Regions from separate parts of the Mus musculus genome. Here all the other regions are linked to region 5. Evidence: chromatin loops called from intact Hi-C (ENCODE). Cell type or tissue: heart. All regions are shown on one strand.

Evidence for each region. Peaks named below come from ENCODE experiments on the same cell type or tissue, not always from the same donor. Only the 100,000 strongest peaks of a DNase experiment are listed, where the experiment ranks them.
Region 1: a loop joins it to region 5, with 2.2 times the contacts of the local background. A loop is called at or near these places in 2 of 42 quality-filtered maps.
Region 2: a loop joins it to region 5, with 5 times the contacts of the local background. A loop is called at or near these places in 34 of 42 quality-filtered maps.
Region 3: it touches region 5 in a loop (2.5-fold over the local background); 8 of 42 quality-filtered maps call a loop at or near these places.
Region 4: it touches region 5 in a loop (4-fold over the local background); 17 of 42 quality-filtered maps call a loop at or near these places.
Region 6: it touches region 5 in a loop (2.6-fold over the local background); 11 of 42 quality-filtered maps call a loop at or near these places.

Annotation. Positions count from the first base shown.
Region 1 is chr13:99,668,345-99,673,344 of GRCm38, reverse strand. No RefSeq gene overlaps it. Among named protein-coding and RNA genes, the nearest start is that of Gm24471, 22 kb to the left of the region's middle. In heart, no CTCF peak of the experiment used is centred here; a DNase peak (open chromatin) is centred at 3,044; H3K27ac peaks cover 820 bases.
Region 2 is chr13:99,373,492-99,378,491 of GRCm38, reverse strand. All of the region lies in intron 4 of Mrps27 (mitochondrial ribosomal protein S27), which reads right to left. Among named protein-coding and RNA genes, the nearest start is that of Mrps27, 31 kb to the right of the region's middle. In heart, a CTCF peak has its summit at 2,775 (motif pointing left); a DNase peak (open chromatin) is centred at 2,771.
Region 3 is chr13:99,604,309-99,609,308 of GRCm38, reverse strand. No RefSeq gene overlaps it. Among named protein-coding and RNA genes, the nearest start is that of Gm24471, 86 kb to the left of the region's middle. In heart, a CTCF peak has its summit at 2,534; no DNase peak of the experiment used is centred here; H3K27ac peaks cover 3,123 bases.
Region 4 is chr13:99,512,629-99,517,628 of GRCm38, reverse strand. Map1b (microtubule-associated protein 1B) reads left to right here and starts at 1,027. Exons shown (of 7, transcript NM_008634.2): 1 at 1,027-1,325. The coding sequence starts at 1,142. It overlaps Gm26559 (predicted gene, 26559), which reads right to left and starts at 995. Exons shown (of 2, transcript NR_167891.1): 1 at 771-995. In heart, CTCF peaks have their summits at 1,006, 2,403 (motif pointing left) and 4,305 (motif pointing right); DNase peaks (open chromatin) are centred at 898, 2,198, 2,618, 4,278 and 1 weaker place; H3K4me3 peaks cover 4,284 bases; H3K27ac peaks cover 4,134 bases.
Region 5 is chr13:99,835,117-99,840,116 of GRCm38, reverse strand. No RefSeq gene overlaps it. Among named protein-coding and RNA genes, the nearest start is that of Cartpt, 63 kb to the left of the region's middle. In heart, a CTCF peak has its summit at 2,117 (motif pointing right); a DNase peak (open chromatin) is centred at 2,106; H3K27ac peaks cover 620 bases.
Region 6 is chr13:99,494,297-99,499,296 of GRCm38, reverse strand. All of the region lies in intron 2 of Map1b (microtubule-associated protein 1B), which reads left to right. Among named protein-coding and RNA genes, the nearest start is that of Map1b, 20 kb to the left of the region's middle. In heart, a CTCF peak has its summit at 3,006; no DNase peak of the experiment used is centred here.

The sequences.
Region 1 (5,000 bases), 170 kb after region 5:
CTGATATCTCCAGGCTCTGCTACCAGACATAGATGTTCCTGCTTATTTTTCTGTTTGTTCATTATTTCAGCCTTCACTTACTGGTCCTGTACAGATAACAAAACCACAGATAAAAATGAGAATGGTTCCGGATCAGCAAAAATGGCATGTTGCTCTTCCTATAAATAGGGAGGAAAAGCTAACACAGGTTGTGTTAAGATTTATCTTAAAAACAAAAGTGCAAAACAAAATAAACATTTTTACCAGCCTTTTTTTTTTTTTTTAATTTATACGGTTGGGCCATCCCTGTGCATTTTATTGATAAGAAGATTGGCATTCAAAGAGAGAAATGCAACAAAACAAAATAAATAAACAAACAAAACCTCAGTAGATTAGCCTAGCTGGAGAGTGGCCAGGAAGGACTGCAGGCCAGTTTTGCCTCTGCAAAGGTCAGCCAACTCCCACCCCTGGAGCCCACACTCTGCAGGATGTGCAGGCAAGGGGCCAGAGAAATGATTTTATTTCTACCTCTTGGTAAAAATAATTCTCCAATTTTACAGACACCTAGAAGACCACAGGCTCAAGGGTGAAAATAAAGCTGGCCTTCTGAAAGAACAGATCTCATCAGACAATCTAGTTTCTCTTTGCCCTGGAACTGGGGGACTGGTTGAAGCAGCCTGCTGGATGAGGGTTAAATTGGGCCAGGCAGGACAGCTCTGTGAGTGGAGAGTTCCCTTGTCAACTTTGGTCCAGGTGTCTGGGGAACTTCCTGAGCCTCTGGCACCCCCAGGGTGGAAGTCATTCCCAGGGAAGATGGCAGAGCGAAATGAAACGTGGTGGCTACAGCAGCTGAGCCCCAGGAAAGATTTCACTTGCTCTTTTTTGTCTTTAATACAAGACATTTCCCACGATGCTTCTGTCCTCTGCCTGGAAGTAGGATCCAGCTTTCCCAGCCATCTCCAGTCCCTGGAAATGGTATCTCCCTTGATGTCAGAGGTACATCATAGGGGATTTTGTCACAATTTCCTGCAGCCCACTGTTGATACTGTCCCTTTGACAAGGACTCATGTAGCCCAGGCTGGCCGTGAACTCACAATGTAGCTGAGGATAGCCTTGTACTCCTGATCCTCCTGACTCCACCTCCCATATGGAGGGATTACAGGCACACGCCACTAAACCTAGGTTTGCCCTTTCATGTATTTTATTAAAAAGTTTTTTTTTTTCAGTCAGCCACTCAATAAACATTGAGTACATGGTGTTGGCTGCTGGGAATAAAAGAAAGCCGCCACCCTGGATGCTCCCCATGTTGCAAGGAAGATGCCGTGAATCCGTTATGGCAAGCTGTACAGTGTAAACTGTGACTGGGGTCAGGCTCTGTGTGCAGTGAACGGAAGACGCCCAACTTCATGATGGACAGCCAATAGTAAACAATTCATTTCCCTAATTACCAAGCTTTAATTAATCGCTGGCAACGGCCCAGTCCCAAGACAAGAGTGAGTGAGGTGGGGGGAGAAGGTGGGCTGAGGCTGGCGGAGAACGTGAGGATGGACTTTAGGACTGGAGTCTGAAGACGACCTCATTGGTGAAAAGGGGTTTTTACTGACCAAAATAATTTGAAGCATGAAATGAGAAAATGCCAGGGAAGACTGTAGCACAGCTGCCCTCCTCCCAACACACACACAGTGAGCCAGGGATGACTACAACACACACACACACACACACACACACACACACACACACACACACACACATACACACAGAGTGAGCTCCATCACTATAGGATCTTAGGATGCTTGACTGTATGAATTCCAGTTCATCTCGCTGTAGAAATGATGACTCTGTCTCTGGTCTCCACTTGACCCTCACTGAAGTGGTCAGGGGTCTCTGCTTCTCCAGGATCTGAACACCTCAATCTGTGGCCTCCCTGGGAAGCCATTGCTGCTGGCAGAGCAGCTGCTCCCATAAATTCTGATGTTCTCTTGCACAGGGCTCCTGCTGTGTTAATCAGGAAAACTGCATGCATGCAGCGCCAGGAGTAAACATGCAAGGTCTTACAAATTCGTGTGAGGAACACAAAGGAGGTGCCGCCTGCTCTCCCGGTGGCTCCCACTTGAACCCAGGCCTCATGAGCCTGCAACACTGGGAAGAACAGATCTTATTGGCCTTCTCCAAGGCAAAGAGAGCGTGCTGACAAGCACCAGTTGGGTGACACCCACAGGTTCCCACCTGCAGCAGCCTGTGCTCACACCTGGGTAGGCTGCTCCCTCCCAGTCCCGGTTCTGCCTCCTGCAGTGACCACCTACACTGGCTTCCTTTGGGTTAGGATGGAGGGGATGAAAGGGAACGGCAGAAAATGAGAAACATGGAGAGGGATGCCTGCTAGCAATCCAGACTTCCATCTTCTTTTTCTATCCATACCAGGCATACCAAGAATCCTCTCTGATTAACTAAAGACATCAAGCATGGATACAGTGGCTAGTTTCTCCTCACACACACCCCCACTCCCCTCCCTGGTAAGATTTAGCATCTTCTCATATCCCTTTACCGGTAGATCAATCCATAAGGCCTTAGCTAATGTGTAGAAGTCACTGGTGGTCCATCTTTGGTAACAGAATGTCTGTATGACAATGTGTGCTGATCTTTATGAAAGAAAGATGGAATGTGCTGGCTCCTGCATAGGGACAGAAAGAAGGGAAACGTCTGTCAGGACCCTGCTTCTCCCAGGGCTGTTCTCAGAGCTGCTCCCCTCTCTGGTGCTTTCCCATGATGCCTTTCATTCTCCTCCACTCTTGTCTTGCTCTCTGAAAACTCTCCAGAAGACCTGTGGGTTTCTCTGGCTTGAGGTTAGGCCCTGTGCCTGCAGTTCACAGCTCCTCTTTCATCTCTAGCTCAGCGGTGGCTTGAGCTCCTCACACACTGTAAGGATCAGAGATAAATCAGCATTAGTCCTTGTCACCCACAGAACTATGCGTGTGAGTGACACTGGACACGAGAGAGCCCTGCCCATTTCTCTCAAGGTCTCCCTTCTATGCCTGGCTCCTCTCCATCCTCTCAGGACTCCAGCAGACACTGAAGGGCCACGTCATCTTTCCACGCCTCACAGGCTCTCTATCTTGCAGACCCAAGCAGCCCTAGTCATGCTTGCATTTGGTTTGTAATAGAAGTTTTGGGAAGTGCCTTCTGCTCACAGAGGGAAATCACCAGAAGGGACTCAAATCTGCTTCTCAAATGCATAGAGAGCGAAAGTCTCCTCAATGGAATGGAACTAATCACAGCAAATTGGTTTTTCTGGTACAAACAGTCTCTCCAAATATGCTACACAGTTTCTTGGTTGGAGTAAAACAGAATCCGGGACTCACCGTGCTCACTCCTCCATTCCCAGCACAGCATCTGGGCAGCTGTGTGCTCTTAGGGTAACAGGGCTCATCTGGCTGTGCGGAGGAGTTCAGGAGACTGCAGCTCGGCAGGGACTGACTTGGGCCGTCTTCCCATTTGCAAAACATTGGTGAAGGTGGTCTCAGGGGTCCCAAATGTCCCCACAGACAGGTTTCCTTCAGAGCCCTGGCTGAGCCTGCCATCTATTGCTAAGCCCTCCCAGAGCTGAGCTGGGAGATGGACATACAGTTTCAATTGACACAAAAGAGCCAATGGGCATGACCCATTCACTTCAAGGGGCGTAGTTGCAATTAAAAGAAAAATTTATTGCTGGGTCGTGGTGGCCCATGCCTTTACTCCCAGCACTTGGGAGGCAGAGGCAGGCAGATCTATGTGAGTTCGAGGCCAGCCTGGACTACAGAGCAAGTTTCCAAGACAGCCAGAACCATTGAGAAACTGTCTTCAAACAAACAAACAAACAAACAAACAAACATCTATCATCTGTTATCTATCATCTTTCTATCATTTATCTATGTAGATATGTATAATGTTAAATGAATAGTTATAAAATACACAATATAACAAAATCATCCTTCTTGTAGATATAGGTATACATAACTGATAGCACTTTGCATCAAGGCTGTGCACCCTCTTCCTGGCTTTCTATAGGTGCCTACGAGCATATGCATTGTTTATTTCATAGGACAATAATTAGAAAGCTGGCAGGCTCAAAACTAATCCCAAATGCCACAGCTTTGGGAAGACAAAATTATTGATTTCAAGAAAATTTAGCTCACACTAGCTAAGCAGCCTGTTTTCCTCTTCCCGTATCCCCTGTGACTTTCTCAGTTCCTTTCCAAGCCAAAAGCTGATTTTTTTCCTATAGGAGTTATATGTTCATACCCAGGAAAATAACACACCAAGGACTAGATGCCTGGGCTTTAGTGTTGCTTACTTCTTTCTCAGGGGTCTCAGGACAAGTCCTCTGCCACCCCACCCTACCATCTGAGCACCCTGCCTCAGGGCAGGGGCTGGCCTATGGTGGACATGGTGTAGGTTCCGATTGGAAGATCTTTGTGCCACTACAAAGCAGAATTGCTCTCTCCACGTGACTCCCCTTCTTTGAGGCTGCATCTTCTCATGGGGTTAATCACACCAACCGGTGTCTTAGGGAGCCTGAGTTAATTGCTTTACAATTATCAGGAGCTTACGAGGTACTTCACCACCATAAAGCATTACATCTAATTATTGTTCATAACGACAAGGTAAAGGTTTGGAACTAAAGAGGGCTACCATGGCAACATTAACACTCCCTCCCCCTCACTCGCGCGCACACACACACACACACACACACACACACACACACACACACAGAGAGAGAGAGAGAGAGAGAGAGAGAGAGAGAATTAAGTACAACTCATAAACCGGCCATGTTACTGGGAAAATACTTATTTTCCTAAGCGATGATGAGTAGGTATGGGAAGGATTCTTTTAAGTGCTTTAGCCAGACCTCCTCCTCAACCTGGTGACACTCACAACCTGCTGAACCCCAGCCAAGGCCTCACTCGCTCTGCTGCAGCAAAATCGTTATCAAGCAGACAGCTTGAGGATGCTATGTGTGACTTTTTAAAAATGGTGTTATAGTT
Region 2 (5,000 bases), 460 kb after region 5:
AGGAATCTCCTTGTCTCCCAAGGGGAGCTCAGAGCCCTAGAGACAGCCCCACAGAGAACACAGTTCCTCTGTAGCTTGGACCAGGCTTGACTCTTTCCAGATCATTTCCACAGGCAGGGGAGAGTGGTTTCTAGTTTTCTCTATTTACTTTAAAGATGAAGAAGCTGAGATCAGCAAGGCTTAAGCAACTTGACAAGACTCAGACTGTTTGTGTTGGTGGAACCACACAGACCTGTGGGTTCCAGCCCAGTGCTTACTGCTTACCACAGCATGGCCCTAGGTTGGCATTCTATATTTCACTATGTAATCTATCTGAAAATGCACCCCCAAGTTATCCTCATTTGCTCATTTGACGAGTTCAAACGATGTATGAACAGAGGAAAACAACATGCACACAATCAGAGCTTTAAATATTAATTGGCTTATAAATTTCATTTTGTCATCCAGTCAAACAAACATTTTCTAAAGATCAGCTATGTTCCGGTGCAGAGATCACAAAGTCACTATGATAGAATCATCCTCAACACTCGAACCATAGCTGGCCGTGCTCCAGAGAGAGAATACACTCTGTCCACAGGGGAAGGGTCAGACTTATTTCTGCCAAAGATGAAGATATCAAAACAAATAAAAGAGACTCTGTACTATTTTACCATAATAAGATATCAAAATTCTGAGAAATAAAGTGCTCCAATGTCGCTTTCCAAATAAGTATCTAGGGAACGCAGAACTACCACAAAGTACTTGGCTAGAAGGATCTGAGAGTGGAGCCCAAATGATTATTATCTACAAAGAAAGGTAATACTAACAAATGAAAGCCAAGAGAAGGTGGGTGGAGGGGGACGGGGGAGGACACGGCATTAGAACGTCCTCAGCGATTCTCACCTCAATAAACATGTACATTAAGGTCAGCCCTAAGACGCCAGCCTTGACTTCAAATCTACACTCTGTCCAGAGGCGAAAGCTAACTTTACATGGTAGCAGGGAAAGAGCCCATCTCTAGTCTTTCAGTCAACTCCTTCAAATAAAATCTGGGAGTCATAAATATGATAAACTTACAGCACTATTGTCAGCACACAGCCTTAGCTTGAAAAGTCATCCTCTATTAAAATATCTTCCAAAAGCCCAGCGGTTTATAGATCTCTACTGACATGAGAAAACAAACCCAGGCTATTTCTGCCTCTCTGCTCTCTTTGTACCATGGGTGTTCCGGGATAGGAAGGAGTGTTTCGACACCACTACAGAAGGTGACATAAACACACATACCGAGTGTGCTTTCAGGAGCAGCACGCTGCTGAGGGGATGTGAAGCTAACCTGACCGGACATTTGTGGAGCAGGCAAACAATGTTTTTATGAGCCTGGATGATATGGAAACAATGTTCCCTCAGGTTTAGAGGAAGAACCAAATAAATCCAGGGTAAGGTCTTTGGTCAGTCTCTAGCTGCTTGGCCTTGGAAAGGTTTCTTGGTTTATATCCTTCATCTACAAGAGGGGGATCCAGAAGTCCCCCTGGAATCTGCAGGCTATTCTAGGAGAGGATGAGGACGAGGACATTGGATTATGATTATCATCAGCGAAAAAGCCCCATAGGCTGTCTGAGGTTTGTGGCCACATCTCTGAGGAGCTCAGCTATCATCTAAGGCTCCGCTGGGAGGAGGATGCAGGAACTACACATTCAAACGAAGCGTTTGGAAAATACGTCTGAGAACTAACGAGGCTGCTAAACATGCTTCATGATACAAGTTGAGCACTGATACAGGTAGAACTGTAGACTACTTCCTATGTCAAAGCACAACATGGGTCATGGGTTGTTCAATAAATGGCAGAAAAAAGACTAGGGACATATGTTTTATGCATATAGGTATGTAAGTATATAAGGTATATATATATACACATATAAGGTATTAAGTATATAAGGGATATAAGGTATGCATATAAGGTATATATGTATAAATCTATATCTCATAATTAATGTGATTCTATATGAATCACATATACATGCTAAAAACAAAAGCATACATTAATTGGGGGTTAATTTACTGGGCTGAAAAGTCTTGTATAAAAACAAAAAGAAATGAGAAAATGTCACTTAATTCAAAGCTGTTCCATAATCACTAGAGGCCCAATAAACTAGAAACCAAAAACAACCCCTCCCTGCCTGCCCCCATAACCCAGCGTGAGTATTCATGGCCATTTATTCTTTCACTCGATTTTAGGATTATCTTCTCAGGCCCTCAAATAATTCTGCAAAAATTAGATTAACTTTATAAGTGAAATCTAAATTAACTTAAACAGATTCACTTAAAACAGATAAATGGAGGTATAATAAAAAGATTGCCAGGAAACATTAAAATACAGACTTTTTTTTTCCTTTATAAAGTTAAAAGCCTTAATCATCTTTTTCTATTTTTGAAATATGAAAAATGTTGTCTGTTTCATCCTAACCTTGAAGGCCACAGTAGATCAACCCAACCTTCCATGTAGCAATGGGCTACACAAGCAGGTTACTCAACTTCTCCATCAGGGAAAGAGGAGTGCTGAGAAGAGCCGACAGCTTCAGCCATGCCGAGCTGCTGCTTGCTCTATCATCAGAAGAGACATACAAGTTCTCTCTCAGCTGTGTGACTGTCTGCAGCCCAGAACCCCTAGTCGCTATCTATTCTGTGCTTTAGTTACCAACTCAGTAGCACTGGGCTAAGGTTGGGTTGGGGCAGGCTTTTTCTACTCGGGAATCCCTTCCCTGCAGACAGAATGCAGATGACTCTCTGCTGCCCCCTTTTGGTCTGCTATGGTTGCCGTAAAGCTTTGCAACTTGTAGCTATTTATAGGGCAACCTGATGTCTTTTAGGATCAGGACGCTTCCCCCAAATTTGACATCCTTTGCCTCTGGGTACTGAGCACCCTTCATAAGCACCTACCTGTCTCTCCCCATTTCTGAATCCTGCTGAGGCCTGGACTGTTGATACCCTTAGTGAAATCTGGCAAAGATCACTGGAGAATAATGGGTTTAAAAACCAAAATCTGAATTTAAAACACAATTTCCCTTAAAGAAAAGTGAAGAGAAAAATAGTCCTTGTCTTTCAGGGACGAAGCCTGGCTACTATCTAAGCTAAATCTCAGCAACCATTCACCTCCTCTGCTCGAGACCCTGCAGCAGCTTTTAAACAATTCCTCCAAGCCTCCTATCTACGGAGACAGGAGGATTATTTAATATCGATTAGTAAAGAGGGAGGGGTGGAGGGTGTAACAGTATTACATATGTTATTTATATGTTAACTATGTTAGCATATGCCACACCTGACTCTCAAGGCCTGGTACCCTGACCTCAGAGACCACAACTGAACCTCCCTTTAAAACTGCTTCTCAAGTAAAGACAAATCATTTTCTGACAAGTCAGTAAGTAGCTGAAATATAATTTTAAGGAAGGGTCAGAAGTTATATTAAAAGTCAGGGCAAGTATAGATGAGGCAAAACAGGGGACAGGAAACAAACCAGAAAGCACAGGACACTCTCAGGACGGGAGGCCACTGTGGCTGTGCTCTGAGAACACTGTGTTCGTTATGAGAGACATGATACCTTTCACTACCTACCACTAACTCAGCAAGCTGAGAACTGGGGTGATCTGTACCTATGAGACCCTCGGAGTCTCATTTTAACATTCTTCCCACGCCTTTCCTATCAACTGTGCCAAGGCTTTTAGCAATGAAGACTCCTGGATTATCTATCACCTCTGGGAGGCACCCAACACCCAGCCCCCGCCCCTAAGTATGGACCATGAAGCGGTGAGTATTTCCCTCACTGGCTGCTTGGTCTACGAAAGACTGCTTTAAGTCCCAAACTCACCTAGAAAATGAGGATGCTGTCTTAAAACCAACGTTGATATTTAAAGAAACAGAACAGGCCTCCAAAAAACCCTGTCTGTTTAAAACAACCATAAAGGGAAATCTATCATGGAAATCACAGCAGTCACGATCAGTGAAGAGAATCCACAAAGGTTCTAAGTATCCCTTCCCTAGACACAGAACATCTGGAAATACTTAAGGATGGACTTGCTCTTGGCCTTAAAGTCATGATGCAACCAACTGCGACTCCTGCTCCCTCCCACCAACTCCCCCTAAACCTCCGCTCATCTGCTCCGCTCTCTAACACTGTGGCAGCTCCTAGAAGCAAGCTGCAAACTCACCTGCAAACACTGCACATAAGCAGAAGCTTTAGTTTGTCTCTGCATCCCACAGGCTTGGTTCAAGGTTCCTGACTATGTCATGAAAACAGCCAATAGAAAGAGCTGTTGACAAAGGACTGTACTGCAGGAAACAACTCAGAGAACCTGTGCTTTGTGAGCCTTTCAGAGGCAGGAGACATAAGGATAAAGAGTGCACGAAAGTTAGCGGGGATCACTAACACTATTTATGACTGAAACCCACGACGGATCAGAAGCCCCAGTCTTTCTGTGACCTAGTCTTACATGGACTGCTTTTTTGTTTGTTAATCATGACAGAACTGACTGAAATGCTGACAATACCATTTAAGCGTACAGTGTTTCTGAGAAGCTAAGCAGACCAGGCCCTCATGCTCACAGGGTCTGAGGCTTTGGGCTTAATGAGAAAGCCAGGTGTTCCCCCGGGGAGCCAGTATCTACAGTCAGCTTAACAGGCTCCAAGTCACACATCAAACTGGAGCTTAAACTGCCTCTCCCATTCTGCTATCAAGGCTTGAAAGCACCCACCCTCCACAATACAAAGGCGGTCATACGGCTGCTGATCTCTACATGTTGGCCTTTCTTTAGGGCTGACTGTCCGTCACAGTTTAAGGTCTCATCCCAACTCTGTTCTGGTTACCACCGAGACGGCCTCTGACGGCCACGCACAGGCAGATATGCTGGCCTGCTCCCTAAGCCCTGGGTTCAAGTCAGGTTTCCACCCATGGCTTCTAGAAGCTGACTTGCTCACCCCAGACATTACAGAGGTGGCTTCAATTTCAATTCAGATTCTAAAGTAGAGAA
Region 3 (5,000 bases), 230 kb after region 5:
TGATACCTTAGAGACACAATACTGCCCCTGCAAGACCCCTCCCACCAGATTATAAAAAGCAGGGAATGTCAAGAGCTCAAAACCTGTGGATTTGAGAGTTAACACTATCAACCTGTTCCACTAGCATAAACTAGTTCTTCTGTTCACTCCTCCCTCTTCATGTTAGATACACTCAAAGTCACCCCTCAAGACAATGTTTATGTCTTAATTCAGTAGTTCTCAACCTGTGGGTTACGACCCCTTGTGTGTGGGGGTGGGGTGGGGAGGGGGCAGGGGAGTGTCAAACTACCTTTCCCAGTGGCTCCAACACTAAGCATCATGAAAGCTGGGATATGTAACTGTATAGTTGAGCCAGTGGCTTCCATGACCGAACAATGGCTGTGCTTCAATAGCAAGATCAGAATGAGGAGAGGAGACGACTGGTGGGCTCTGCTCAGCCTTCCTTCCTCTTCCTGTGCAGTTCTCCTGTTTCCAGCTTAACCCCAGCTCCCTGTTAATTGGCCCCAGGTGGTGCTATGCTCGAAAACACCTCACCCTCATCTCTTTGGGACAAAAATAGCTCTAATCCATAGCCACCTTTGCTGCTTATCTGTGTTGTAAGCACATCACTGTGGCCAACTCGGAGCTAGCAGCATGATGACCAGCGGAGCTGGGGAGAGAAAACAGGAATTTGTCATTCTAGATTTCTGTCACCCACACAGATAAGAAGAACAAAACCACTCTCTGCCGCAGAAACTGTAAGAAGAGCAAGGCAGGGATGACTTCTAAATATTTGTTCTTTAACATAATTTAGTTAGTGGTAAAGCCCATTTAAGTTTTGCAAACAACTGACTTTTGCAACCTCGCTGGAAATTAAACAACCAGCCTTTGCTGATCACTGTACACTAGCACATCACCCTGTGCTTTTATTGTCACTGTGACCAAGTGAATGAATGGCTTAAAGAAAGAAAGGAAGATTTACCTGGCCTGTGGTTGCAGTCCACTTGCCGCTCCATTGCCTGAGGCAGGCCCTCATGACAGTGGAGTTTGTGGAGGAAGAGCTGACTCAAAGGTCAGTGAACGATCTAAGACAAGCCACAGCCCCCAAGGACATAGCCCTGGTGACCTCTATCCCAACCACCTCTTGTTCCATTGTTCTGCCATCTCCCAACAACCTAGTCCAATTTTAAACCACCATTGAATTAAGCCATCTAAGGACACTCCCAGGAACATGTTTGACCTCCTCCTAGGTGTCCCTCAGTCTAATCTGGCTGTCAATCAATATTAGCCATCACACTGCTCTTCTGTGAGTCCCTGGGCCTCCTGGTCATGCTCCTCACGGGCTGTGATCCCTGAGCTATTGGTGTGAACCGATGGCAAGGACTCCTTCTCCCATGCTGGGCTCCTGGCTCTACTAAAGCAAGACTGATGCCTGGCCTTGGTCAAGATGTCTGGAACACAGCAGGTGTTCAGTAAGTATTTGGAACTTTGGAGGAGTGTGTTTGGAACAGTAAAACTGGCATCAAGTCAGCATGTATGTTCGTGTGTAGATCCATAAGAAGTAAATAAATTGGCGAATCCTGCTTTTGACGTTCTTTTCCTTTGGCCCGTGCTTCTAGTTTCCCTTCTCCAGGACTGGACAATACCCCACGCCACGCTTTTAAGCATGGTTACTCCTGGCCTTGATTGACATTCAGATGCATGTGGTGGCACGGCTCCTTTTGCCACTTCTGCGACTGGAGCTGATTGCCTGCACGGAGAGACAACTCCAGGAGAGCTCAGCTTGGTTCCATGGCTGCCCCGGAAGCTGCAGAAAAGTCACACTGTCACTTTCCAGTAACACACAAACACTGCCAAGGAGATGAATGTGATGACCTGTGATGTGAAGTCTGGAATTCATCAGGCCAGTCTGGATGGTGGCATGACTCAGGAAAAGCTTGCAGACAGTCTGGGCTAGGCTACATGCTCACCCAGGATGGGAGAGCCAAGACTGGGGTGGTTTTAGAAGACTGTTTTTCTGGATGTTTGCAAACCCGATGTATCCAGGTGGCGTCAGGAAGAGTTTGTGATTTGGTTCGCTATAAGTACAGACTCTTGAGCTCTTTAACCACTTCCAATGAGCAGATGGTTCCAAGGAAGCAGATGCCTCGCTCCAGGTACCTAGGGTAAAGCTAACAAAACTCATATGGATTGCAAAGGTGTGTCAGCTGAGTGTGGGGTCGTGGTATCCACAGGAGCCTCTAAGCCAGTGGTTCTCAAGCTTCCTAATGCTGTGACTCTTTAATACACTTCCATATGTTGTGGTGACCCCAACCATAAAATTATTTCATTGCTCTTTCATAACTGTAATTTTGCTGCTGTTATGAACCATAATGTAAATATCTGATATGCAGGATACCTGGTTTGCATTCCCAAAGGGGCCATGACCACAGGTTGAGAACCACTGCTCTAAGCAACTGTTGTAAGTCAGCAGCTACCAGTATTCACCTGTACCTCCTTGCCAAAGCAGAGGATACTTGCTTTTGCAGGCTAATACACAACACTGCACCTCTAGTGGTGGGTATCTTAATTGCAAGCCCAGTGATCAAAGTGTCCAGAGGACCAAAGAAAGGCTGGGTGTGTTACAAATTCAAAGGTTACCATGGCCTCTATGTTTGTGAGATTTGCGGTCTTAAAAGTTCTTTTGTGTTCTCTCTCTCTCTCCCTCTCCCTCTCCCTCTCCCTCTCCCTCTCCCTCTCCCTCTCCCTCTCCCTCTCCCTCTCCCTCTCCCTCTCCCTCTCCCTCTCCCTCTCCCTCTCCCTCTCCCTCTCCCTCTCCCTCTCCCTCTCCCTCTCTCTCTCTCCACTCTACCATTCCTACAATGACAGGAAGCCCCATCTAGATGGTCTTGCCCTCTGCAGCAAGCATGGACTCAGAGCGGTCAGCATGCAGCTCTGCAGAGCCCAGAATGGAAGCCCCAGCTAGGTGCTTGGCTATGTAAACAAAAGGGAACCTTGAACTCTAATTCTCTCTCTCTCTCTCTCTTTCTCTCATCAGATGTTTTTGCTGATTAAAGTCTCAGGGACTGCCAGGGTTCTCTAACTCCTCCAGCAAATGCTAAGGTTTGGTAAGAAAAACAAACAAAACACTCTCCAGCATTCAAAAGGAACATAAGAGATATGATCTAGATATACAGTCCAGGCTGCCACCTGTCATTCTCTTGAAGAGGCTCAGGCCCTACAATCTGACAAGTGGATGGGACAAGCCTGGGACAGGAGGTGACAGACTGAGAACCCACAGCTGATGTTAAAAATAGCATTCTGCTTGAGGTAGAATACTTATCTGCTGGAGTTACCAAAAGGAAGCAAGCATCTAGGAAATCAGTATGGGCCCAGGACAGCATCTGGGTGGGCTTAAGGAGGAGGGACAGCTAAACAAACAGGTCGAGGTCAAACAACTTATAGATCCTAAATGCCAGCATACACTATGTTCAATACCCAGCCTCTGTGATGAGAGCGGTGCTGTAGGAGCCACACAAGGGTTTTACTGCCACCAGGGAAGAGTCCCATCACCTACTCTCAAGCCCAAGGCCATGTGTGTGTGTGTGTGTGTGTGTGTGTGTGTGTGTGTGTGTGTGCAGAAACAGGATCTCTTTCAGTCCTGTTTACAAATTAGGGCCTAGAAGTCAGGCTTACTTACTGAGGGAGCCCAGGTCAGAGCTATCCCACCTTGCAACCTCTCCATCAACTAACTGTGGTAACTCCCAGCTGATCTTCAAGGCAACACACACACACACACACACACACACACACACACACACAAATCAGGTTTTTAATGAACTATTTTTAGAGCACCTTCTAAGTATATATCGAGCTTTAGTTCACAGGATCCCTATAACCCCCATTCCCATACATGCATCACATCTCACTTCCTTACTGGAATCCCTATCCACAATTACATGGTTGCCGCTGAGCAGATATATTGGCACCCAGTCACTACTCACAACCCATGGTTAACACTAGGTGTCTTAGTTAATGTGCTATTATAATGAGGAGACACTACGACCAAGACAACTCTTATGAAAGAAAGAATTTAGTTGGGGGTTTGCTTACAGTTTCAGAAGGTTAGTCCATTACCATCATGGTGGAAAGCAGACTGGCATAGTGTTGGAGCAGTAGCTGAGAGCCTTACATCTTGATCTACAGGCAGTAGAGGGAGAAAGAGAGATGGAGACAGAGACTGGATCTAGTGTAGGCTTTTAAACCCTCAAAACCCACCCCTACCACCCACCCCTCACCCCCCATGACACACTTCTTCCAACAAGGCCACACCTCCTAATCTTTCCCAAACAGTTCCATTATACAGTGACTAAGCATTCAAACATAGGAGCCTATGGAGGCCATTCTCACTCCCACTAGGGTTCACCTCTGGTGTTGTACAGCTGTGTGTTTAATCAAATGTGCAACCACCACTATGGGATTATTTGAAGTAGTTTCACGGTCCTCAGTACTTACCCCTGTAACAAAAGCTGTAGCAAGGCTTGGTTGCTTAGTCTTGGTATCCTTCTGTGGATTACAACTAGATGGATGCTCACTGGCTTAGTGTCAGCCCTTCTCCTTCAGTCTTTGTTGCTGGCACCCAGGATGGTAGTGTTTCAGTGTGAAGGTACAGGATTAGGATGTGGGTGCCTCAGATTGACAGGGTGAAGCCAAGTTGACATCGTAGAATAATTATGCCTGAGAAACTTCTGTTTCTACCTCCCAACTGCCTCCACCTCCAAAGCTCACACTTCTTTTTCTTTCTTTCTCCTAGCTCAGTAATGTGTCCAACTCTAAGTCTCCAGGTGTCTTTGTGCACTGTGTTCCCTTCTGACTATAAAAAGGGCTCTCAAGAGCTATCCAAGGTCATCCAAAATGTTCTAGCTCCAACATTCCATAGTTCCAGAGGGAGAATTAAAAGCAAACCAGATGAATACGGAGCTCCAGGCTTTGCACAGTTTTTGCTTTTGACAATGGTGATTGCAAGGAGGCTTGGGGAAGCT
Region 4 (5,000 bases), 320 kb after region 5:
AATGAATGTTTACGATGGCCTTTAGAAACATTATTAGGAGTTCTTCTAAATATAGACAAAAGCAATAAAAACTCCCAAAGCTACATGTATCTTAAAAGACATCATTGTCACACAAAATAATTTTGCCTGTGTATCCCCCAAGGAACTGAAAAGCACATTATAGTCGCTGTAATCCTGCAGAGACAGTGTCTTCTCTATTCTTTGTTATGCCTGATGCTATCTGTTCAGCATATTAAGAAAAGAAATCTGTATCTAGCATAATATGTCTGCCTCTTCTCATTCATTTCCCATGAGCACCAAAAGCCAGTTCTTTTTTGAGCGTTAGTTAGTCCTTCCAGACTAGACTCCAAAGTCTGAACAAATTAGGCTTAGGTCTTGCAAAGTCTCTTTTAAGCGAAGGTGATAAATATTCCTGTTGTTTAAAAAAAATGGACAAATACGCCTTTCTATATCTACAAGGTCAAAAACTCAGGTTTGTGTTCTTGGGCGGGGTACCCTCAACCCAGCGCCCACTGTGACTGCAGCAATTACTCAAATTCTGACTTCACGTGGATGAGGCACAGGCACAGGCCTGAAGATGCGGAATCTGACTCAGGACATAATCCCGCTCTGAAACAGGAAGTAATCCCCACTCCCCAGGTTGATGGTTTAGGGCAAAGAAAGTGTGTGTATGTAAGGGTGATGGTGCAGAAGGCCCTCGGGTTGCAGCAGAGTTCTTTGGGTCCCCTAGAGCCTGGCTCCTGGCCCTGCCCAGACCATTGTCCACACACCTCGTCCTTCCAGCTTCCGGGCCGCCGGCGAAATGATTTGCTGCAGATGACATCAGCCCTGGGCTAAGGGCTGGAGGAGTGGAGGCAACCACCACGAGGACGTGCCGGGTGGTCCTTTCCTCCTCCTCTTCCTCCCAGGCTCCTAGCCTAGTCTCCATATAAACGGCACCGCCTCCTCGGCCTCTCACTCCCCGCTCCTCTCTTCCGCGCAGGGAGAGGGCGGAGGGGGAGGCGACGCGTGCGCCGGGAGGAGGGGGGACGCAGGGGGCGGAGCGGAGACAGCACCTTCGGAGATAATCCTTTCTCCTGCCGCAGAGCAGAGGAGCGGCGGGAGAGGAACACTTCTCTCAGGCTTGAGCAGAGCCGGCAGGATGGCGACCGTGGTGGTGGAAGCCACCGAACCGGAGCCATCGGGCAGCATCGGCAACCCGGCGGCGTCCACCTCGCCCAGCCTGTCGCACCGCTTCCTAGACAGCAAGTTCTACTTGCTGGTGGTGGTCGGCGAGACCGTAACCGAAGAGCACCTGAGGCGTGCCATCGGCAACATCGAGCTGGGTAAGCGGTCCCGAGGCCCCCCAGGGGCGTGAGTGGGGAGACGCGCCAGCACGACCCCACCCAGGGCGCGACGGCCACCTTGTTCTCCCGCACGCCCCGCACCCACGCCTCTCCGGGCCACCTCCCACACTCCATCTGGACTCTTTTTCTGGGCTAATTTCTAAATTATTTTATTTGAGACCCAGAGAGGGGATCTTTATAATAGCCCTGAGGGATAGGTCACCTGGCTGGGTCCGTGGCCACCGCCGACTTGGCTACCTCCTCTCGTGCTCTTTGAAATGCAGGTGTCAGAGGAGCGGAGGCCATAATAAAACCGCAACCGCAGGCGGAGAAAGGGTGGGGTGAGCCTAGCAAAACCTCTTCTTTCAGCTCAGCTCTCGCCCTAGCCAAAGGCTGGGACCCACCTCCCCTTACCCGAAAACCTGGGGTCAAAACACCATGTGCCAAGGCCCGCATGGAAATCGTCTTTATCACAGTCACCTCGTGCTCCCCGCCCCCGCCAGTCACACACACACACACACACACACACACACACACACACACACCCCTCTGAGAATAGAGAATGCCTTTTCTGACTTAAAACTTCCCGATTCTTTCTTTCCTGGGAATGACTAGGCTAGTCCTTGGGCCACGCCCGTCCCCCCCCCTCCCCCCCAGCCCCCGAGGATACAGGCATGGAACCCGTCTGCGCTCTGTTTCTAGACGAAGCCCAGCCTCGCTCTTGCCCCTGAGGTCCTGGCTGCAGCTTTCAGAAAGGACAATGGGACCCCAGGTTGCGTGGGTGGGCTTCTTTGAAAAGTCTTAGCTTCAGGAGCCATAGCTTGAATGGGAGGAGGAGGTGGCAGGGGAGGGTCAGCTCCTGCGCTGCTGCGCGCACCAGGAACGGGCTCTGCGGTAGCGGAATAGCGGTTCCCGGGGAACCCTGGGCGGGGCTGGGAGGGTCCGGGAGGGCACAGCCTTGGGCGGGCAACCATCGGCCCGCCCTTCAGCCCCACCCGGTCTGCCGCAGTGCCCGCGCTGGACAGCCGCACCTGCCCCCGCACTGCGGCGCCCCCGGCTGGCACGATGCTGGCTCTGCCCGAGCCTCGCGCTGTCAGGGGGCCTTGCGCCCACCTTTGGCTGTGAGCGGTTTTGTTGCGCTCCCGACTCCCCGGTGGCAGCTCTAGCCTCTGCTTTATTCCGCCCCCCTCGCATCCCTCCCTTCACTTCATCCCTGGCAGAAGTCCCCGGGTCCGTGTGCAGCTCCAGCCTGAGCGCTCTATTCTCTTGGGGTGGTGCTGAAACGTTTCTGCTAGGAGACACCGGCTGGTGGGCGTGGTGCAGTCCGCACTGCGGTCTCTACGGCAGCCCGAGGCGGACAAAGGGCGTTCACGTAGCCCTCCTTTCCTTCTCCCTATCATGCCAATAAAAGATGGATGAAATGATTTTGGTTTAGATGAATAAATAAATAAACAAAAGCTTGTCACCTGCCTCTGCATTTGGAAATGCCCACTTGTCCCCAGAACAAAAGGCTTCAGGGTGGGGACTGGAGTTGCAGACCCGGTTCTTTTGTTTAACTTTAAAGCACGGATTTTCCCTTTCAGCTTAAAAGGAAAAAAAAGTGATCAGAAAGCCTGTCGTGATTTTTCATGAGGGGAAGATCAAGAATAAGAGATTTCAAAAGTGGAATGCTTTTTCTGAATGTCTCAGTAATCATCCTTCATTTTCAGATTACGGGCTTTTGATCTGTTTCTCAAACTTCGTTTATTTCCACGTTTTTCTCCTTGGAAAAACTCACAAGTACTGACTTTGGGTGTGGCTATTGTGGGAATTAATGGCTAGGTGTTTTTAAATCTTTTTTTTTTTTTTTTACTTAATATTTCTGGAAACAATCCATTAAGAAGTGCTTTTTCATCTCCAGAATGTTCAGAATCACCCATTGTGGTGCCAGGAGAGGAATCATCACGCCCATTTTTAGAGCTTGAGAACAGACATGAGGGAGGAAGAGTGAGGGACAGACTCAAGGTCACGGAGCAAAGCTGTGCCAGGAGAACGGCTACTGCAGTGTCACTACTTGTGTGACCCGGTCTAGATAGGAGTGCCAGCAGGCTAACATCACAGATTCAGCAGGCAGTCTTCTGACCTTGTCTTTGAACAAGTCATCTACTTGTGGGCACCTCTTGGTACAGGGAGGAGGCTCAGCCATCGCCTTGCAACCACGTTTATCTTCCCGCTTTGTTACCGGGTTTGATCATTCCTTATGCGATCCGTTCCAGGCTTTATTCAAGCCTCTTTCTGTTGGAGGAGAAAATAGATGCAGCCAAGGAATTCTGTGCGTTATGTCCTGGCTTTACTAGCATTTAGTCCTAAATCCAGATTTGTCTTCTTAACAGCAGAAAGTAGGAAAGAAAGGGAAAGAAGGAGGGAAGGAGGAAAGGAAGAAAGGAAGGAAGGAAGAATATTTGAGAGAGAGAGAGGGAAAAGCACAAACCGCAGAGAACAGTTCACTGAATTTTCACAAAGTGAAGACACCTGTGTTGTCCAGCTAAGAAACAGCCATTTACAAGAATCTCAGAAGTCACCCCACCCACCAATCCTAATGTTCATTTTGCAATCACCATGCTTTTTTTGATTTTTAATTCCCTAATTTGGTCAGGTTTTTTTTCTTTCTTTCCTTTTTTTTTTTTTTTTTTTTTTTTTTTTTTTGGAATAGATTTCTGAAATGGTTGTATCGATCTCATTAAGAATCAACCAAGTGTGTGAGCAGAGCCATTTCCTCCAGGGTAGTAACAGATGTTGCTGATCCTCTAGAGAGTGCTCTCCTGGGTCCCCGGGTCTCCCGATGCAGCTCACACTGCCCGGGTTTTCAAGGATAAGTGAAAACTCTGCTTCCCCGGCTTTTCAAACAGTCTGAGATGACTTAGCAACAGGGCAGTCAGGCTCTGTTTCCTTGGCGGGGCGCACTGCTGCTTCAGCTGGCAGATCCCAGCTGGGCCTCCTCCAGAGGTCACTATGGTGCCACTGCTATTGTTGCCTGCAGGCTATGTTGCTTGAGGCAAGAAGAAGCTGCTCCATGGGGCTCAAGCTCGGCTGGTCAGCTCCCTGAGGGCTGGGGAAACCATTTCTCTCAGCTGTTAGCCTTTCTTATTCCCTCTTCCTTTCCCATCCAGACTGAGGCACTATGTAGCTGGAGACCCTGGAGTCTGGCATATTGGCCATCTGATTGATTACCCAAGAGCACTCCAGAAAGGCAATAAATAAATAAATAAATAAATAAATAAATAAATAAATCTAGACCCCTGTAGAGGGATGGTAGATACCGAAGCAAATCAACAGGCCCGAAACACCCTACATGGATGCTAAGTGCTTCTGGAGACCAAGGAAGAAAAATGCTCAGCTGTTTTTGAAAAGCACAAAATCAGGGTTGATCATTTCTTCTCCAGAGCTTCAAACAATAGTGTTCACTTGCACTGTTCGAGCTACACTGATGCAGTTCTATAGGACTTGATCCCAAACTACAGTGGACACCACCAACTGATTCATCTGTCCTTCCCTAATTGTCCCCAATGTGGAGGTAGCCTGATAGCCTTATTCTTACCAAAATGCTGGCATCTGGGTATATTTTAATATTTAGACTCTATACAACAATACCGGTCACACTGAAATTTAAAACATGGTACAATTGAGTTTTCATCA
Region 5 (5,000 bases):
CATTTATAGGAAAATGGATGCAACAAGGGATAATGTTGAGTGAATTAAGTCAGACTCAGAGAGGCCAACACTGTGCGTTCTCTCTTGTTGTGCATTCTAGATTTTATCTGGATACACAAATTACAACTGCCTAGGAGAACAAAGGGAACTGGGGAGAGGGGATGGGAGGGGGGAGGAAGAAGAAAAGAGAGGGACAGGGAGGCTTCTGTCTGCACGTGCCTGTGATGTCTTCTGAAACCCAGCCCCACGGACAGCGAAAATATGGGAACCAAAATGTGTGTAGCTTTTAAAAAGAGAAAGAAGGTTTTACTCCATCGTTTTATAGACCAGCTCAATGGCACCACGGGGTCCAGGAAAGCAGGCACACCAACGCTTTCTGTCTGTTTCCCACATTCTCGCTTTCCCTTCTGACCATGAATAACTGCTGTTGTCTGCAGTGCTCCATCGCACACTGACTGTGGCTGCTGGCTGTTTCTCTGTCTGCTTCCTGTGTCAGCTGTCTCCTGTCACTAGATTACGGTTCCTTGAAGAGGTTTGTCTGTATGCATGTACATCTTTGATGCACGGCGTCCGATGCAGGAATCCAAAAAAATGGTTTAATAATGCTGATTCAATTTCTTCATTTTTCTTTTTTCTTTTTAAAATAAAAAGTAATGTTACTTGAAAAAAGAAAGAAATCTATATATTGATTCAGGAAGGGTGGTTCTGGCATTAGGAACCCTGACGGCTCTCTGTGGTTCTCTCCATCATCATTCTATAAATTTTGAGCAAGAGACAAGGTTGCCGCCCTTGGAATCTTGACATCAAAAGAAATGTTTGCTTTAGTGGGACCTGGCAAACTGAAGGTCCCCAAAGACCATGGAGCAGTTGCCAGTACTGGCTTTTAGAGTCGGCTGGCTGGTTTTATTGCCAGTTAATAGCATTTGTATTTGTGCTTTTGCAAATAGCCATGAGAAATCAATCCTCAGGCATGGACACTGTGAGAAAACTACTAACAGGGTCCTAAAAACCCAGGCTTTGGGTATGAACTAGGGTTCAATCGCTCATCGAGTGAGAGAGGACTGGGGAAAGGATTTTACTGGGTACATCTTGTTCAAGAAGGGGTAAGCAACGCCTGACGTTAATACTTCCCATATTCACTCAAAGGGCCTTGAAGAGCACCTCCGTCTATAGACAATTGCCTCCATTTCACTCATCCGCAACTATAAGGAGCACCCTTGTTGTCAGCAGCACAACCCCAAATCCCAGGTCTCTGAAAGATTCATTCCAGTGACCGAGAGGAACTAGGAAGTACAAGCTAGAGTTCTGCCTCTTCCGTTTACTTCCTGTAAGATCTTGGCCAAGTTACTTGCACTCTCTCTGACCCTGTATTTCTCGAGCTATTTTGGGATCTCTGCCTTATGTTGTCAAGTCACCTGGCTTAAAGGTGTGTAAGGAGCTAAATGGGGGTGGCAACTTGATCTAGACCATCCAATCTCACCTAGGACTTCAAAGTGAAAAGGGTCACAAGGGCCAGGAATCCAGCTTTTCTTTCTCTAAAAAGGGCAAGACACCAAATCGAGCCTTACCAGAGAAAGGTCTGGGTTTGGGTCTGGGTCTGGGGTGAACGTGGTCTTGCAGTTTTGCCGTGACCAGAAGCCTGACTCTGAACACATAATATAATGTGATATATATATATATATGTGTGTGTGTGTGTGTGTGTATACACACACATATATACATATATATTATATATACAATCTGGAGAATATATATATGTAATCTCCAGAAAGCAGAGGCGTTGAGGATGCTAATTTGGGCAGAGGAGGATCCTCAGGTCAGATGGGTATGTGGGCAGGAGAGGGGCTATCACAAGCTGCCCCTAGAGGATGGTGGCTCTGCGTAGTGATGAGTTCTTACAGAAACAAAGGAAGCGGTGGCATAACAGGGGCCATCCCTGTGGGGACTGTAAGTGGCTGAGACTCTTACCATCTGCTTTTCTCCATTTAGATACTTAACAGGAGGTTGAAAACACAGCCGCTCCGACGAAATTACCAGGTTTTCCTCCTGAACTTAATTTCTGATAAGGCGAGGAAGGGTCCTTCTGTAAAATGCCTCTTTTCCAGTTCTCAGTTCAACCAGGAGATGGCGCTAGGGCTTGGTACTTAACAAAGCCCTGTATAAGCCAGTTAAAACCCTGAGCTAGACAGGGTGGAGCCTTTCCCTCAGCCCTTGCAGAGTCTCTGTTTCTCAGGAGGTAGAAATCTCACCGTGGTATTCCTTGGGTTAAATAGAATTCTCTTCTCGTCTAGGCAAGAATTGAGTTTCTGGTCATGTACCCTACGCTTGCTGTTATTGATTCTCCATCAGAAGGTCCTGTTGCCGATGTCTTCCTGCTTATGCTGACATGAAACACAATAGAGTGGAGAGAAACGTTGAGGGAATAAGATTAGAAATTTCCAGGATGCTGCATTAAAAAATAAACAATAGAGACAATATTATTTGGGAAATGGTAGACCTTTTAGATCATAACACTTTTATCGCCTCTCAGACCCTTTCCAGTAATCCATTTTTGTCAGCCTAGAAGACGTCAAAGCTGATGCCAAAGGTTCTGGTACACTCTGCTAGGAAGCATTTAAGCCCGAGGAATCAGTTCCTGATATGATTAATAAAAATGTTCACCATTTCATGAGAACTGCCTACATGTGGTTGCTCTCTCCAGCTCAGGGCTGTGCTGTCACAGGGTGTAATCTCATGGACGCTTCTGTATTCATTAGTCTGTTAGGAGAGGATGACTGAAAAGCAACCAAGGCCGGGTTGATGTTGGCTTACAGTTCCAGAGGGATATCGATCACCATGGAAAGGGGAGTCATGGCAACAGAAGCCGTTTGCTTGTATCCACAGTCAATAAAGAGACAAAGGTGAAGGCTTGAATTCAGCCCACTTCACCCATTATATTCAGTTTAGAATCACAGCCCATGAAATAGTACTGCCTGTATTTTGGTGGGTTTTTCTATCTCTATTAACCTAATCTAGAAAGTTCCTCACAATCACACCCAGAGATTTGTTATCAGCATGACTCTGGGTCCCATCAAGCTGACAATCAGATCAACTATCAGTCACAGTGATCTGAGATCTGCATCTTTTTTAGGTCAGAAAACGGAAGCTTAGGGCCAATAAAAGTCATCTGACTTATAAGCTGGGAAAGACACCCATGTGATTGGCCACCACAAAGAGTGATTATGGGACAATGCCACGCACCCTGAGAAGAGTGCTCAATGGCTGCAGATAGAATGGTGTCATCAGAGAGATTTGGGGACAAACGTGAAGGCACATGTGTAGTCTTTACTGGGAACTGGCACCGTGCCAAGTCTGGTGGCATCTTGTCAAGAAGGTAGAAGCAAAACTTCAATTCTGCAAGATTTGAGGCCTGTTCTCCTCCTCCTCCTCCTCTTTCCCCAGGTTATTGCTCTCCAAGAGACTTTATCTCTCTGGAACTTACTAACTATATCTTTACCTAAGGGCGTCTGACCCTGTTGATCCCTGACTGGAACTGAATGAGCAGAAAAGGCATTTGAACACTTGGTCCCCGGTTGGTGGTACTGTTTGGAGAGTTGTAGAATCTTTAAGAGGTAGAATCTTGCTAAGGGAAGTATGTTACTGGGGGTGGGCATTGATAGTTTATACCTTACCCAACTTCCTGTTTGTCCCTTCTTCCTTATATGTGGGAAAAAAATGTGACCAGGTGAAAGGTGTTCCTTTCACTGTCCCATGCCTTAGTCACTATGAGGGGCTCACGACCTTTGGACCTGTAAGTCAAATTAAATCTTTCTTAAGTTGCTTTTGACCATGGTGTTTTATCACAGTGACAGAAAAGAATTTAACACAAGTGCAGCTGGTTTCCCCCCAGGACTAAGCTCTGTCTTACCATGGTGCTTAAGACACCTCTGTCCTTTGTCTCACTTAAGATGAAGGTGGGCATGTTGGCTAGTTTTCTTGGATATTTTCCTATGTCTTATCATTAGAATGTAAGCTACTCGAGGCCAGGGTTCTGTAAACCTGGTTAGGCTACTTCAGATGCACACCTGGTGCCTGACATGTTTGCTGAGCATGATGGCCATGTGTGCTCACAGCTCTGGTAGGGCTTATGGCATTCTTGAAGAGTCTTGGTTACCAGAGCTTTGAATACCAGAGACTTGGTACCTGGAGTGTGGGGCAATGGGCTATGCACAGGCAGCCTAGTTTCCAGTCGAGCTGAGGTCTGAACCCCGGTAAAACTTGGTGGTGATAATTCGCCTACATGGACGGAAGGCATTCCCTCATGTCTCCTGGACCCGTGGCTCCTGTTGAAGTTATTGCTCCCACATCCCCCACAGGAGAAGCTCATGACTAACAGTCACGTAGACTATGTCCCAAGCTTCTGACCTTCAGGCTAGACTCCTCCCAGTTACCTAGCAACAACAAGATAACAAGTCCAATATAAGAGGTGCTGTTTGGCCCCTCTTCACTCTCTTCTCTCTCTCCTCGCTCTTACTCTCTAACCTCTTACTCTCTCTAAGCTTTTACCTCTCTCTCTAGTCCTTCCTTTCGCTCTCTCCTTTTCCCCTTTCTTTTCTCTTGGCCATGGCCGGTCTCTCTCTTTCCACCTTTTCTCCTTTCTCCCTGCCTTTCTACAATAAAGCTCTAAAACCATAGACTGTCTCTGTTCATCAAGGACAGTACTAAAGACTCTCACCTGCATGGGAACCTTCTCCCACTTCCCTCTCTTCCTGTATCTCTGGGACTTGGTGCTGCTCTGGGGCCCTATTCTGTGCTCATCTCCTCTGCTGTACCCAGTGTGGGATGCCAGAGACCGAGAACCTGGTGGAGACTGAGAACCTGGTACCAGGGGCTGCCCCTGGTCCACCCCCTGCCGAGTGGGTTCAGTGGCTTCACACAGCCAGATGCCCACCCGGGACTGAGTGGAAAGCATCTGGCAGTCCTCCTGTGTCCGCCTGCCCAGAGCACAGGAAATCTGGCTG
Region 6 (5,000 bases), 340 kb after region 5:
TGAAAGAAAAATGTATGTATGTAATAGTGCTATTAGTGATAATGTATGTTGACAACAGTATGGTGGTCAGTCACTCAAGGTTCTGTTGATAACTTTTTGAGGGGTTATTCTTCTCCAAGTTTTACAAATTCAGTGATACAGTCCTTTTGTTTTGTTTTGTTTTGTTTTGTTTTGTTTTGTTTTAGGCAAATACGTCAGAATTCACTTAGACTCCCTGAATCAATTAAGATATTTGTAGTAAATATGGGTTTGGAAATGTATTCTTCCTTCTTCTTTCCAGAGTGATGTCTTTAAAGATAGCAGAGAGGAGACAGAATGAGATGCCTTCCTCTTTCTCTTTTTTAGTTCACCCTTTAAGCAAGTATTGTCATTTACTAGATGCACAGGCAGCATCACTGAAGGGGTCACAGAGCCCCAGCCACACCCTCCTCCTCTCTGAAAGTGTAATGTAAAGTGTAGTTGATTTCTTCACCCCACAATCCTTTAAGAAGCCACTAAACACAAAATCCAGTCAAGATTTAGAGCAGTGGCTCTCAGCCTTCCTAATGCTAAGAGCCTTTAATACATTTTCCCTCATGTTGTAGTGACCCCCCCCCAACTATAAAGGCATTTTCACTGCTACTCCATAACTGTGATTTTGCTACTGTTATAAATCATAACACAAATATTCGATATGCAGGATATCTTGTAGCAACCCCTGTGAAAGATTGTTTGACCCGAGAGGGGCCGCGACCCACAGGTTGAGAACCCCTGATCTAAAACGCATGGAAAGTGAAATTGTTTTTAAAAGCTTGTTGCCCAAAATATCTTAAAAGTTTACATTTTGGAGCCACTTATATTTCCACTTATATTCATAATGTGTGTGGGGGGGTGGGGGGTGTATCACTTCACTTTTAAATTACAGTTGTACACTACTATAGGAGCATAAGCAATTGAGGTTGCATAAACTCCTAATAGATCTGGGAAACACTGTTTTTTTAAGGGATGCCATAACATCACAGGGAAACGTGACATGCCCCCGGCCACGCTGATGAAAACCCCTCTACATTGTTACCTGTACGAAAGTGTAGCACATGCTACGGTGATAGTACATCGTGGTTGATAAGGATAACCAGCTATCACTGATCAACGTGGTTGCTAAAATACGCTTCTCATTGTGACTCAGAATATACTCTAGGAGAAAAAAAGTTTTCTATGTGCAAACAGTAACAGAGCCCCCCTCATTTGACTGTCGCTTGGTTTTGCATTGGGCCTTCACACATATCATTCATTCACACACAACCTCCATGTTGTCTGCTTCTCTCTTGCTTTCATATTTCCACTTCATTTTTTAAAATAGTGTGTCTCCCTACTCTCCAATCACAGTCATGTTTTTTACAAACCATGTTGGTTTGGGTTATTTTTAGGCAGGAGGTCAGTGTTTTGTTTTTTAAATAAGCCTTACATCACGGTTGGTTATGCTATTATGTCCTGTCTGCTTTTTGTTTTCTTGTTTTATACATAGAACAGAGATTATTTTGTGCCTTTGGAATATCATTCCAGTGTATAAATACAAATGAAATAATGTGTCAAATTAGCTCACTCCATGGGGTCATCTAGAAATAGGCTTCTCTCCGTAGACATTCTGCTGCTGGCAACCTAAGCAAACTTCATACGGCAAATGGATTCTCTATGCCTGGTAAACAGACTCCTCGCAAATTTGAAATTAGTTAGCAACAAAAACAACAGAAGTTCCGATTTACAATTCAGGAAGAAAAAAAATAAAGGAAATAAACAAAAACATACTTTGAGTAAGTAAAAGCAAGACCTTAAATTAATCACGGAGCAGATTTCAGAACGGAACCTTCCAGGAGTCTAACTTTCTGATCCTACTCCTTTTCCTTGTGAGAAACCACAGAGACAAAGAGGCTTTAAGTTAAAGAGCCTTAGAGGGTAATGCCAGGACCTAGGCAGACAAGGTCAAGATGGTGAGTCATGAGAAATCACTGGCTCAAGAAACTAGAACCACTTTACAGAGTGAAAAATAAGCCATGTTAGACAAATGAAAACGTGCAGTCATTGCTTACATTATTAGCACTTTTTTTTGTTGTTATAGATTTCCTTTTAGCATGAAGGTGTTGGATATTTATTTACAAACTATCAACTTTCAGAGACTTGACAAAAACAAACAACCAATTTCTGAGAGAGATAGAGCCCTCCACAGGTGGGCCTGGGATGGACAACCTGGGCTTGAATCACCTCTGCTGATTAGATGTGTGCTCTTATGGATAAATTCTTGAACTTCAGTGTTTTCTAAACTTTATCTCAAAGATCCTTTTACACTTAATATCCTGCTATTTTTTTTTGATAACATCAACTCATAGTAAAAAAAAAAGTCACTAATATATTTGGTAAAGTGCTTTATATACAAAGGTAGTCATAACTGTTAACTGTGAACATAGCCGATGGGTCAAGCCAAGATGTGTTTGTATGAAGTTCTTGGGCATTCAGAGTAGAGCAGGAGAACTTACTGGGATGAATCAAAATGTAACTCTTCACACTCACCTGCTCACTGTCCCTAATGGGCATCGCTTGTCTGTGGAGTCTGGGGCTCTGTCATATATGAGGGCTAATAACGATGTGATATATTAGTTAATTAATTAATTAATTAGCTAATTAATTAATTAATAAACAGACGTTTGTTCCCACACACTCTCCTGTGGTTGGAACTAACTGTCCATCAAGATTCAGAGGCGGGCTGGTGAGATAGCTCAGTGGGTAAGAGCACCTGACTGCTCTTCCAAAGGTCCGGAGTTCAAATCCCAGCAACCACATGGTGGCTCACAATGATCCGTAACGAGGTCTGACGGCCCTCTTCTGGTGTGTCTGAAGATTGCTACAGTGTACTTACATATAATAAATAAATAAATCTTAAAAAAAAAAAGATTCAGGGGCACTTCTCAGTCACACAAGTATGTGCCTCCAACTGCTAAGGAGGAGAGGAGAGTGTAGCGCCATCTAGCATATGACAGAGGAACAGGTCCTCCAAGGATAACAAGGGAAGGGCCTTCACGGGTGAAATTCAGCAAAAGTCTTTTTCTTTTGTGCTTAAGAAGGATGATGGTCGCTACTTATATTTCCTAAGTTAGCAGTCTGCACTGCCTCGTTGTAGAGGATGCAGGGTTGTTTTTGGTTTTGTTGTAGACTTTGTGAGGATCACCGGAAGCTTACGATCCTCTATGGCTTAGGAAATAGGAAGCGGGAAATGGAAATTATTTAAGATCTTTCTATAAAGATGGTAAATGTTAAATGTATGAATATTTTTCAGAAGACTTTACACTATTCTGTTGAGATATAAGAAAAAAGGCTAGAGGCTGACACGAGTTTTCACTGACCACCTAGAGACTCGTGATTAGTGACAATTGGTTGGTGGCATCAGTAACTCCAGGGACCAGAGAAAGAAACCAGCGCGTTTAAACATAGGGGCGTCAGAACTCAGGGGTTGGTTGTAACTGTTACTGAGGTTCTGCAGTAATGGAACCACAGCACTCAGAGAGGTCCTCAGAGGCTCAGCATCCTCCTGCCTGCCTTTGTTTACTGGATTCATAGGAAGTGAGGGTGCTCCAGCGTCCGCCAGGCTGGTTATCTCTACCGTTTGCTTTTCATAGGTCATCGTGATGCCGCTTGCTTGCATGGTGGCTCACTCAACTTTGGGTGGCTCTCTATCGTTTCATAGAGGACATGTCTAAATTAATTTTGGGGATACCATTATTTTCCAGAAGTCTGCTTTGTTCCTTTAAGAAAGCCTTATAATTTTTTTTTTAAGATATAATTTTCCACTGACTCTCAGGCCAGAGTACTCATTTTATCATGTGCTGTAGAGCTTTTTTAAAGGTCCCATTTTGAGTTCTGTTTGTTTTCTCCCTGGAAATGTTCTTCTAGGCTCAGCATGTGTCAACAGGCAAGGTTGCATAGGTTCTCCTTCGGGAATCTCACGATCCCTCTTGAGTCCCACCCAATGCCGCCTCCCCTTACAGGGACATTTCCTAAACTCTATCCAGTCCAGGTTGCCAACCACAGAGGCCTCATCCAGACTCGGCTCTCTTTGGTTCTTAAGAGGAGGAAGGCTCAAGAAATGAGACCGGTTTCCCCCAAAGTGTGTCTTGCAGCCTAGAATTATGGACAGGTGTAAAGGACTGAGTTCGAGCCTCTCCAGCCTTCCTGAGTCTGACTGAACAGGTAAAGGGGGAGTGCAGAACAGTTAGGGCTGGACCACACAGGTTCAAATGCAAGCTCCATGTTATACGTCAATGCTCTGTGCCTCAGTTTCCTTACTGAAGACCCTGTTCTACACACAGTGGATTTATGAGTATTCGGGAGCTACATGCTATGTGAAGGGTGGAGATAGTGAGGCCGTATTAAATGATGTTATTAATACGCTGCTTTCTTCCTTGGGTGAAACATGCTAAAATGGATACTTTGATTGCGTTCTATGCATCTCTTCTCCCGTGAGGCTTCCCCCTCGACGTACCTTTTTGCATGACACCGGTTTACTTTAAATCACCATGGCCATGTTTGTTGTCATTAGTAGTGATGGTTCTATGTCTTTTCATGAGTTCTTCAAAGACTCGTGAATTTGGAACAGAGCATCTTCTTGTCTGTCTCCATGCCAACCCACTTCTTTAACTCAGCCCAAGTTGAAGCAGTCATTGTATGGCAGAATCTCTGTTTGCGGAAATCTGCCATTCAAAGCTGTCAGCATGTTACAGTCTTTGAGATGATTCAAAAGCCGTATTTTTCTAGAGGGAGTTGCGTTCTTATTTTCATTCATTTCATTTATTTTCGTGTATTTAAGAGTCCCCCGGTAAGGTTGACTTGCTCCATGGTAATTAGCAGAATATCCTCTTACTGTTTGTCTTGCTCTTTGGTGTGAGCCTTACTGAGCTGACCTTTACCTTACAGGGCTCCTCTCCCCTTAACTCCTCCAGGGCTGTGACATCACATTGAACTCTGCCATCGTG